2 separate regions of the Homo sapiens genome follow, and region 2 is linked to region 1. A link is an interaction called in ENCODE POLR2A ChIA-PET data of the cell type or tissue named here. Cell type or tissue: Caco-2. All regions are shown on one strand.

The links. Peaks named below come from ENCODE experiments on the same cell type or tissue, not always from the same donor. Only the 100,000 strongest peaks of a DNase experiment are listed, where the experiment ranks them.
Region 2: POLR2A ChIA-PET joins it to region 1 with 17 read pairs; 2 of 35 experiments call an interaction of 5 or more read pairs at or near these places.

Annotation. Positions count from the first base shown.
Region 1 is chr16:69,330,355-69,335,354 of GRCh38, reverse strand. It overlaps COG8 (component of oligomeric golgi complex 8), which reads left to right. Exons shown (of 6, transcript NM_032382.5): 3 at 7-834; 4 at 2,473-2,641; 5 at 4,260-4,542. The coding sequence ends at 4,516. It overlaps PDF (peptide deformylase, mitochondrial), which reads left to right and starts at 4,767. Exons shown (of 2, transcript NM_022341.2): 1 at 4,767-5,000. The coding sequence starts at 4,785. RefSeq lists enhancers at 3,458-4,105, 4,754-5,000 and silencers at 4,330-4,719, 4,750-5,000. In Caco-2, no CTCF peak of the experiment used is centred here; a DNase peak (open chromatin) is centred at 4,654; H3K4me3 peaks cover 1,070 bases.
Region 2 is chr16:70,396,569-70,401,568 of GRCh38, reverse strand. It overlaps ST3GAL2 (ST3 beta-galactoside alpha-2,3-sialyltransferase 2), which reads left to right. Exons shown (of 7, transcript NM_006927.4): 2 at 2,036-3,377. The coding sequence starts at 3,039. Among named protein-coding and RNA genes, the nearest start is that of ST3GAL2, 40 kb to the left of the region's middle. In Caco-2, no CTCF peak of the experiment used is centred here; a DNase peak (open chromatin) is centred at 4,808.

The DNA.
Region 1 (5,000 bases):
TGTCAGGGCATCGTGAACGAAGTGCGCCAGTCCATGCAGCTGATGCTGAGCCAGCTGATCCAGCAACTGAGGACCAACATCCAGCTTCCTGCCTGCCTCCGTGTCATTGGCTACCTGCGGCGCATGGACGTCTTCACTGAGGCTGAGTTGAGGGTGAAGTTTCTTCAGGCCCGAGATGCTTGGCTCCGGTCCATCCTGACTGCCATTCCTAATGATGATCCCTATTTCCATATTACAAAAACCATCGAGGCCTCCCGTGTCCATCTCTTTGATATCATCACCCAGTACCGTGCCATCTTCTCAGACGAGGACCCACTGCTGCCCCCTGCCATGGGTGAGCACACTGTGAATGAGAGTGCCATCTTCCATGGCTGGGTGCTACAGAAGGTCTCACAATTCCTGCAGGTGCTGGAGACCGACCTTTACCGGGGCATAGGCGGCCACCTGGACTCTCTGCTGGGCCAGTGCATGTACTTTGGGCTGTCCTTCAGCCGGGTGGGAGCTGATTTCCGGGGTCAGTTGGCTCCTGTTTTCCAGCGGGTGGCCATCAGCACTTTCCAGAAAGCAATTCAGGAAACAGTGGAGAAATTCCAGGAAGAAATGAACTCCTACATGCTCATCTCGGCTCCAGCCATCCTGGGCACCAGTAACATGCCTGCTGCTGTGCCAGCCACCCAGCCGGGGACGCTGCAGCCACCCATGGTGCTCCTAGATTTCCCACCCCTCGCCTGCTTTCTCAACAATATTCTGGTTGCCTTCAATGATCTGCGCCTCTGCTGCCCTGTGGCCCTGGCGCAGGATGTGACTGGGGCCTTGGAAGATGCCCTTGCCAAGGTGAGCACATTCTGTTGGTTTTCTGCTACCCTGGGCCTTCTCTGGTAATGGGTGGCCAGATTTTTGTAATAAACCCGTCTATTTGACGGTGTCTGCTGACATGGAGAGGTCTAGTGTGGTTTTGGAGGTTCTCCTGATTGAGAAGCTCTGGCCAGTTGCCCTTCATGGGACCTAGGACAGTCCATGAAGTGATTTGCCTATAGTAACAATTCGGTAATACACGTATTAGCTTTCTAGTGCTGCATAACAAATTTCCACAAACTTAGTAGCTTCCAGCAACACATTTATTACCTTCCAGTTTTGGTGGGTCAGGAGTCCAGGCACAGCACAACCGGGTCCTCTCTGCTCAGGGTCTTACAGGGTTGCCATCAAGGTGTTGGCTGGACTATGGCCTCATCTGGAGGTTGGGGCTCCATTTCAGACTCATGCAAGTTGGCAGGGGTCAGTTCTTTGCAATTGCAGAACTGAAGCCTCAGCTCCTAGAGGCTGTCCACTCCATAGGCAGCTGACAACATGGCTGTTTGCTTCCTCAAGGCCAGCAGGAGAGCTACTCTCTTGAGTCTCTTCTTTTAGGTACCTCCTTTTAAAAACTTCATTTGATTAAGTCAGATGATTAGGGACTTTAATTACATCTACAAAACCCTTTACCTTTAGCATATTCTTTTATTTTTATTGTTAAAAGTGTTTTATTTTACAGAGAGATAGTGTCTCCCTATGTTGCCTAGGCTGGTCTCAAACTCCTGGACTCAAGTGATCCTCCTGCTACAGACCCTCAAAGTGTGGGATTACAGGTGTGAGTCACTTGAACTTGGGAAGTCCAGCATCAGAGTCTGTGTTCTTACCCTGTCGCTATGCCACATATCTGTAGTGTCAGCTAGGCTGCTCTGTTGGTTTTGAAACTTCTCTTTCCTAGCTGTTTTCTTACAGTTTTCCAGTGGTTCTAGCTTTCTGAAACCTCGGGGCTTAGTAGAAAGCTTGTATAGTTTTGCTTCATTTTCCTGGATCCAGCACAGTTCTGGTTGGTCCTCCGTGGAAGTTAAGAACCATGTATTGGGCCGGGCGCAGTGGCTCACGCCTGTAATGCCAACACTTTGGGAGGCTGAGGTAGGAGGATCTCTTGAAGCCAGGGGCTCCAGACCAGCCTGGGCAACAAAGCAAGACCCTGTCTCTACAAAAAATTTTAAAACTTAGCCAGACGTGATGGTGCACGCCTGTAGTCCCAGCTACTTGGGAGGCTAAGGTGGGAGTATCCCTTGAGCCCAGGAGTTTGAAGCTACAGTGAGCTGATTGTGCCGCTACACTCCAGCTTAGGTGACAGAGCAAAATCCTGTCTCTAAAAAAAAAAAAAAAAAAACCAAAACCATGTATTCTCTCTATAGTTTTATGACACTCCTCCACTGGAACCGGAAACTATACCCGTAATGTAACAAGTTGGGTCTGAACTTCACATTAATAAAGTGACACAATTGTGGACAATGACCATAATTCTGAGTTTAAATGAGACAGTAAAATAATGTACTGTTAAATTACTTTGTTCAGGAAAACTGGAGGGGCATACATTTTTTTGCCTAGTTTCATGCACTGCTGTCCCAGTGGTGATAGGCTGTCCCAGTAATTGACGGTGCCCTTGTCTCTTAGGTAACTAAAATAATCCTGGCCTTCCATCGCGCTGAAGAGGCTGCCTTCAGCAGCGGGGAGCAAGAGCTCTTTGTCCAGTTCTGCACTGTCTTCCTGGAAGACCTTGTTCCGTATTTAAATCGCTGTCTCCAAGTCCTTTTTCCACCAGCTCAGATAGCACAGACTTTAGGTAAGAGAATGAAAATTCTGTAAACTGCCTTACTGATGTGTAATTCACATACTAAATAATTCATCCATTTGTGTAAGTCAGTGTTTTTTAGTAAATATGAATCCAATTTTAGAATATTTCCATCACTCCAAAAAGATCCTTCATGCACGTTTGTAGTCATTCCTCGACAGCATCCTTAGTCCCTGGCAACCTACTTTCTGTTGCCATAGATTTGCCTCTTCTGGACATTTCATAAAAATGGAATCATACATTATGTGGCTGTATCTGGCTAAGCGGAAGAAGCCAGTCACAAAAGAACTACATACGTATGATTCCATTTATGTGAAATATCTAGAGAAATGGTTTTTACAGTCTTTTTTTTTTTTGAGGCGGAGTCTCGCTGTGTTGCCAGGCTGGAGTGCAGTGGCACAGTCTTGGCTCACTGCAACCTCCACCTCCCGGGTTCAAGCAATTCTCCTGCCTCAGCCTCCCGAGTAGCTGGGACTACAGACTCGCACCACCACGCCCAGCTAATTTTTGTGTTTTAGTAGAGACGGGGTTTCACCATGTTGGCCAGGATGGTCTCTATCTCTTGACCTGTGATCCGCCCACCTCGGCCTCCCAAAGTGCTCGGATTACAGGCGTGAGCCACCACGCCCGTCCTAAAGTCTTTTTTCCAATTCACTTTCACGTCCTTGTCCCTTTGTGGTAGGAGAGGGGCTTGGTTGAGGCACAGCTTCCCAAAGGGCAATGGGTCAGTGCATCACACGTGCAAAGCCTGGCTGCCCTCTGCTTTTTCCCTGGTGCTGCCTGAGGTCTGGGTTCCTGCTGCAGGCACCCTACACTGCTGTTCCGTTACGTTCTGCTTCACAGTATAGCTTCCCATTCCCTGTAACAAAGGTGGTTTTTGCTGTATTAAAACATAGTAATTGATGGCTGGGCGCAGTGGCTCATGCCTGTAATCCCAGCACTTTGGGAGGCCGAGGCGGATGGATCACCTGAGGTTGGGAGTTTGAGACCAGCCTGGCCAACATAGTAACTCCGTCTCTACTAAAAATACAAAAATTAGCCTGGCATGGTGGCGGGCGCCTGTAATCCCAGCTACCACGGAGGCTGAGGCATGAGAACTGTTTGAACCTGGGAGGCAGAGGTTGCAGTGAGCAGCAATCACGCCACTGCACTCCAGCCTGGGCGACAGAGCGAGACTGTCTCAAAAAAAAAAATAGTAATGGCTCGTTTTTTTTCCCTTAAATTTCCTTTTTTTTTTTTTTTTTTTTTTTTGAGACGGAGTTTTGCTCTTGTGGCCCAGGCTGGAGTGCAATGGCGCGATCTCGGCTAACTGCAATCTCCACCTCCTAGGTTCAAGCGATTCTCCTGCCTTAGCCTTCCCAAGTAGCTGGGATTACAGGCCTGCGCCACCAAGCCCGGCTAATGTTGTATTTTTAAGAGAGATGGGATTTCTCCGTGTGGGTCAGGCTGGTCTCGAATTCCTGACCTCAGGTGATCCGCCCCCCCCTCCCCGGCCTCCCAAAGTGCTGGGATTACAGGCGTGAGCCACCGCGCCCGGCCTCCCTTAAATTTCTATATTGAGTTTTATTAGTAACTGTTTTCCATTTTGCTTTCCCCACGTCTGGGTTAGGCATTCCTCCCACTCAGCTCTCCAAGTACGGTAACCTAGGGCATGTGAACATCGGCGCCATTCAGGAGCCCCTCGCCTTTATCCTGCCAAAGAGAGAGACGCTTTTCACCCTGGATGACCAGGCGCTGGGGCCCGAGCTCACAGCTCCAGCACCAGAGCCTCCCGCCGAGGAGCCACGCCTGGAGCCCGCGGGCCCAGCCTGCCCGGAGGGAGGGCGAGCGGAGACGCAGGCCGAACCGCCCAGCGTGGGGCCCTAGCCGGCGTCCCCTGCCTCCAGAACGCGGTGCGTGAGGTTCCCGGCGCGGGGTGGCCAGGACTGCCTCGCCCTGGAAGGTCCGGGGCGGGTTCGGGAGGCGGGAAGGCGCTCCCGGGAGGAGAGCGGAAGGGGGCGGTGCTCACTGCCAGTCTAAGCAGGAAGGCGGGGATCCAGTCGCGGCTTCGCTGTGTGCTGGCCGACGGCGCTTCCCGGCGTGCCCCGCGCTGCGGCCGGAAGGGGCGGGCCGGGTCACTGTTAAGGGGGCCGCCATGGCCCGGCTGTGGGGCGCGCTGAGTCTTTGGCCACTGTGGGCGGCCGTGCCGTGGGGCGGGGCGGCAGCCGTCGGTGTCCGGGCTTGCAGCTCCACGGCCGCCCCGGACGGCGTCGAGGGCCCGGCGCTGCGGCGCTCCTATTGGCGCCACCTGAGGCGTCTGGTGCTGGGTCCTCCCGAACCGCCGTTCTCGCACGTGTGCCAAGTCGGGGAC
Region 2 (5,000 bases), 1.1 Mb before region 1:
TTTGGGATTTTTAGTGCATGTTTGGGGGCCTTTGATTTTTTTTTTAGCTCCTCCCCATGGCTCCATTTGCCCTCACCACAACAAGCTGAGCATCCTGTATTTGCAGTAACACCTGGACCTGGGGTTCCCAAAGCAAGGGCCTTTGCCAGATGCTCTACTTCTCTGCTCTTTCCTCTACTTCTCTGCTCTTTCCAGACATGTCAAAACCAGGGATTTTCCCCTCCCTAACAGGCAGTGCAGTTCCTTCGCGTGCCCCCTGCGTTGATCTAGAATCCCAAGGAGTTAATGACTTCCCTGATTGAGTTGCTTCCTTTGGAAGCCTCCTGTGCCAGCTCTGCCCAGCCCCCGCCTTCAGTGGCCACTGCGGGGCTGCCCAGCCAGAAACCAGGTCTCCCCAGGCAGGACCTCTCGCTCCCATCAGCTGCAAAGTCACTGTCTTCCAGGGCCACCTGCCTCATGACTGGCTCTCCTCAGGTCACAGGAAGCTGGGAGCGGGACCCTGAAAGAACTCGAGTTCTGTCCTTAGATGTTGGGCATGCAGCAGGCAAAGGGAGAATGAGAGGAGACAAGGACCTGGCTTCCCATCTACAGACTGTTCAGCCAAGGCCATGCCTAGAGTGGGATCTGCTAAATGGGCACAGCAGAACATTGGAAGAAGCACCTTTGAGCCAGTGCTGCTGGGGTCTCCGTGGATTAGAGCCAGGAGCCCTGATGAGGCCTGTGGGCGGGGCTTCACTTTCGACCCTGAGAAGCCAACTCCACATCTCCTTCCCTCTCACCCTTGAGCCGTGGGTAGTTCAGGGAGGCCACAGCCTTCTTTCTGTGCCATGGCCTATCCCAAAGTCACCTCCACTCACAACGTCGTGACCTTAGGTAAGTTCTTGTACTTTTGTGAACATCATTTCTCACCCAGAATAATGTCCTTACTGCAATATGCTCGTTCCATTCCCTGCTGGCTTTGTGGCCACAAATGGAGGGGCAGCTACGTTTCTTGAACACAGAGCCTGAGAGGCCTTGTATGCAGCTGCTGGAAGCAGCCAGGAGACCCCAAAAGTGGGCTGGAGACTTCAACAAGGACAGGGAACAGGGCTGCACTGAGAGGCCCAGGGGCTAGGTCAGCAGCACCGCTAGGCAGATTTGGAGGGGAGCTGGGGAGAGGCGAGGCAGCCAGCTTTGCAAGATTCCCACGGCACACAGCCAGTGCTCAGGGGTTCCCTTCTCAGCGTTCCTCTCACCTGGTGTGGCTCCCTCACGCTTGGCATGGATCTGAGCTCCTTTCCTTATGGCTGAGACCCAAACTGCCTACAAGTGGCCTTTTCTCCCTGTTCTTGCCTGCAAGGGCAGCATGGGGCCTCAGGCTGTCAGTGCTACCAGGGACGCTGGCATTCACTTTGTCCATAATGTACAGATGGATGTAGACAACTGCCCTCAGGGCTGTCCGGGGGCAGGACCAAGCCCAGCAACCACACCTCCTGACACAGCCAGGTTCTCCCCCAACGGCGGAGCTGACAGGACTGTTCATGGTTCATTGAGTGGACCCAGCAATACCTCATCGATAATCCACAGTCGAGAGAAGAGGGGCGGTCAGAGACCGGCCAGCCCTCCCTTCTGATTGGGAGAGGCCTCTGCAGGCACTGACAGGCTCCAGAGAGTGCTGTGGGGGGCAGTCAGTGTCCATAGTCCCCTGGAATCTTCTCTGGGCTGTTTTCTCTGACTTTTCACCTGAAATTAACTGTACATAGCTGGGCTAGGAACTCTCTAAATCTGAAAGCATGTGGCTTAGGGAAAATCACTTGACTCGTTTACCTTCTGGCTAAGAAGTGAAGACTCTGGGCTAATCTAGTCCTCCAGGCCCTGGAGTCCCACACAGTGATGCTATCTGTGCAGCTAGAGGGCAGAGCCCTTGGTCATGTCCACCCTCTGATTAAGTGGGCATCTCCTCTCCTGCTAGCTTTGGGGCTTGGGGTGGGGCTGGGACAAAGCCTGGTGCCCGTGTGATTCATCCGCACATTATTTCTCCTCTCTGCCATTCTAGGGTCGTGCTGCGGCAGCCTGGCGCCCGACATGTGAAGGGGAACCTGCCAGGGGATTACTGTGAGCTCACAGCAGGATAGGCTGGCCCCGGGGGAGTGGGGATGGGCAGAACCTGGGCCAGGAGTATTAGGAAGGAGACCTGGACCCTGGTAGGGAGCTCAGCACAAGCTCGCCTGACCCAGATGGTATTGGACACAGTGCCCCGCTGAACAGCAGCTGTTCCCAGCGCCAGAGGACCCCACAGCCACAGTAGGAGCTTTGCGACCCCTACGCAACTGCAGCTGGGGCTGGGGCCACCAGGAGAAGGGACCAGCACCTCAGATGGGAAGCAGAAGGGCAAGACCTACTGCGGAAAGGATCTCGATCTCTGCAGCGGAGTTTTCCCACACTCACAGAGCTTCCTGTTTTTGTCCTCTCAGGGTTGGGGTCTGGCTCCCCTCCTCTGGCAGAGGTTTTGGGCCAGGAGGTGGGACAACACTTGCATGGAACCCAAGTCCCCTGAAGCCCCTGTGCTCTCTGTTGTGATTGGAGTTCTAGGGCTTCCCCGCTGCCGGGAACGAGGGGCCGCCTCATTGTCTGCTCATGAACCACAAGGACCCCGACTGCTCCAGACTGGATTATTTCAAGCCGCCAAAGAGGGGGACCCCTAGAGCTGGCAGCCAGCAATCCCAAGGGACTAGAGGGCTGCAATGGACTGACCTCCCCCTCACCAGGGTGGCAGGAGAGGCAGAGCCTCTGTGGCCTAGCTAGTGACGGAGAGACCCGATGAAGCCCTAAGCAGGGGCCCCGCCTGACTCAGGGACAGGACAGCCACTCCTGCCAACGTGTGTTCTCCCTACATGAGGGAGGGCGTGGCAAGGGACCCCTGCCACTGTCCCCTGCTGCAGCACGTGCCCCTATGCCCTTTGCATGTGGTGCCAGAATAGGCAGGCTACGCCGTGGCTGGCCCCTCAGCGGGCTGGGAAAAGAGTGGCCACGGTGACCGTCACCCGCCTGCCGGCACCATGAAGTGCTCCCTGCGGGTGTGGTTCCTCTCCGTGGCCTTCCTGCTGGTGTTCATCATGTCCCTGCTCTTCACCTACTCGCACCACAGCATGGCCACGCTCCCCTACCTGGACTCAGGGGCCCTGGATGGGACGCACCGGGTGAAGCTGGTGCCCGGCTATGCCGGCCTGCAGCGCCTCAGCAAGGAGAGGCTCTCGGGCAAGAGCTGTGCCTGTCGCCGCTGCATGGGCGATGCCGGTGCCTCCGACTGGTTTGACAGCCACTTTGACGGTAACATTTCCCCCGTCTGGACCCGAGAGAACATGGATCTTCCACCGGACGTCCAGAGGTGGTGGATGGTAAGAGCTGCTGCTCCCTTCCAGGGATCTGTCCCCCAGTTTTAGAGCCACTCAGAGCCCCCTCTTGGATTTCTGGCCCCCAGAGCCTTGACAAAATGCCTGTTTGACCAAGCCATTTATAGGATCACAGATTACTGAAGGGCAGAGCAAGCACTGACCTGATGGAGGGGGCTAGTATTTTCTAGTGCCTGTAGGACCCGAGCATAGGCCAGAAATGCCTCCTGGACCAGGCAGGCAGCAGGGACACAGGGAGCAGGTGGCAGTGAGGAGTACAGCCATGGGGGGCCTGCCCCAGAGGAAGGAGGCAGCCGCCCCTCGGCCCCAGCAGTTGTTGCTGCACAAGGCTGGATCTGGGTTTTTTGTTTTTTTTTTAAGAAAACCTAGAAATCCAGATTTTAAAACTAAATATCCTAATTTATGAACATTGGCTCAAAATAATTGTTTTTTATTTGTTTGTTTGTTTTTTGAGATGGAGTCTCATTCTGTCGCCCAGGCTGGAGTGCAGTGGCACAGTGATGGCTCACTGTAACTTCTGCCTCCCAGGTTCAAGTGATTCTCCTGCCTCAGCCTCCCAAGTAGCTGGAATTATAGGCATGCACCACCCCTCTCAGCTAATTTTTTTGTATTTTTAGTACAGACGGGGTTTCACCATGTTGGCCAGGCTGATCTCAAACTCCTGACCTCAGATGATCTGCCCGCCTCAGCTTCCCAAAGTGCTGGGATTACAGGCGTGAGCCACCATGCCCAGCCAAAATAATTGTAAATACCATGAGAACAGAGCCCCTTTCTTGGTTCTTTACAACTGCTAGAAGACTTTTTACTGGGCTGGGATAAGAAAGCCTTGTAGGGAAGGCCGGTCATGGTGGCTCACGCCTGTAATCTCAGCACTTTGAGAGCACAGGGCGGACGGATCATGAGGTCAGGAGTTCGAGACCAGCCTGACCAACGTGGTGAAACCCCGTCTCTACTAAAAATGAAAAAAAATTAGCCAGGCATGGTGGTGCGTGCCTGTAATCCCAGCTACTCAGGAGGCTGAGGCAGGAGAATCGCTTGAACCTGGGAGGCGGAGGTTGCAGTGAGCCGAGATTGCACCATTGCACTCCAGCTGGGCAACAAAGTGAGACTCCGTCTCAAAAAAAAAAAAAAAAGAAAGAAAAGAAAGCCGTGCAGGGACTACTTAATCTATTTTATGAAATAATGTGTTGTCTGATTCTAGAGTTAAAAAAAAACAAGCAATGAAAAGAACCCTCAGGGGCTAAGGGAGGTGAAGGGGTGGGGCTGGGGGGGTCCTCCCTGTCTTTCCAGTCATCACTTTTCTGCTACTTTTAATTCCTTCTACCTTGCCCCAAGGCTCTGGAGTGTCACTCCCCAGGCTCTGCAGGCCATCTGGTTGCCACACATGTCATGGGTGGAGCCATGTCAGCACTGAGTCCCTGCAGGCTCCCAAGCTGCAAGGGATGAGCTCATGTGATCAGGCTTATCAGAATGATGTCACAGAACCTGCCTTCCAGCCTAGACTGTCAAGAGTGCCCGAGGACCAGGGTCTGCAGAGCTGGGGCCACTAGGAGCCCCGTGGGCTCTTACTGTGACAGCTTTTTTTTGATACAGGTTCTCACTGTCTTT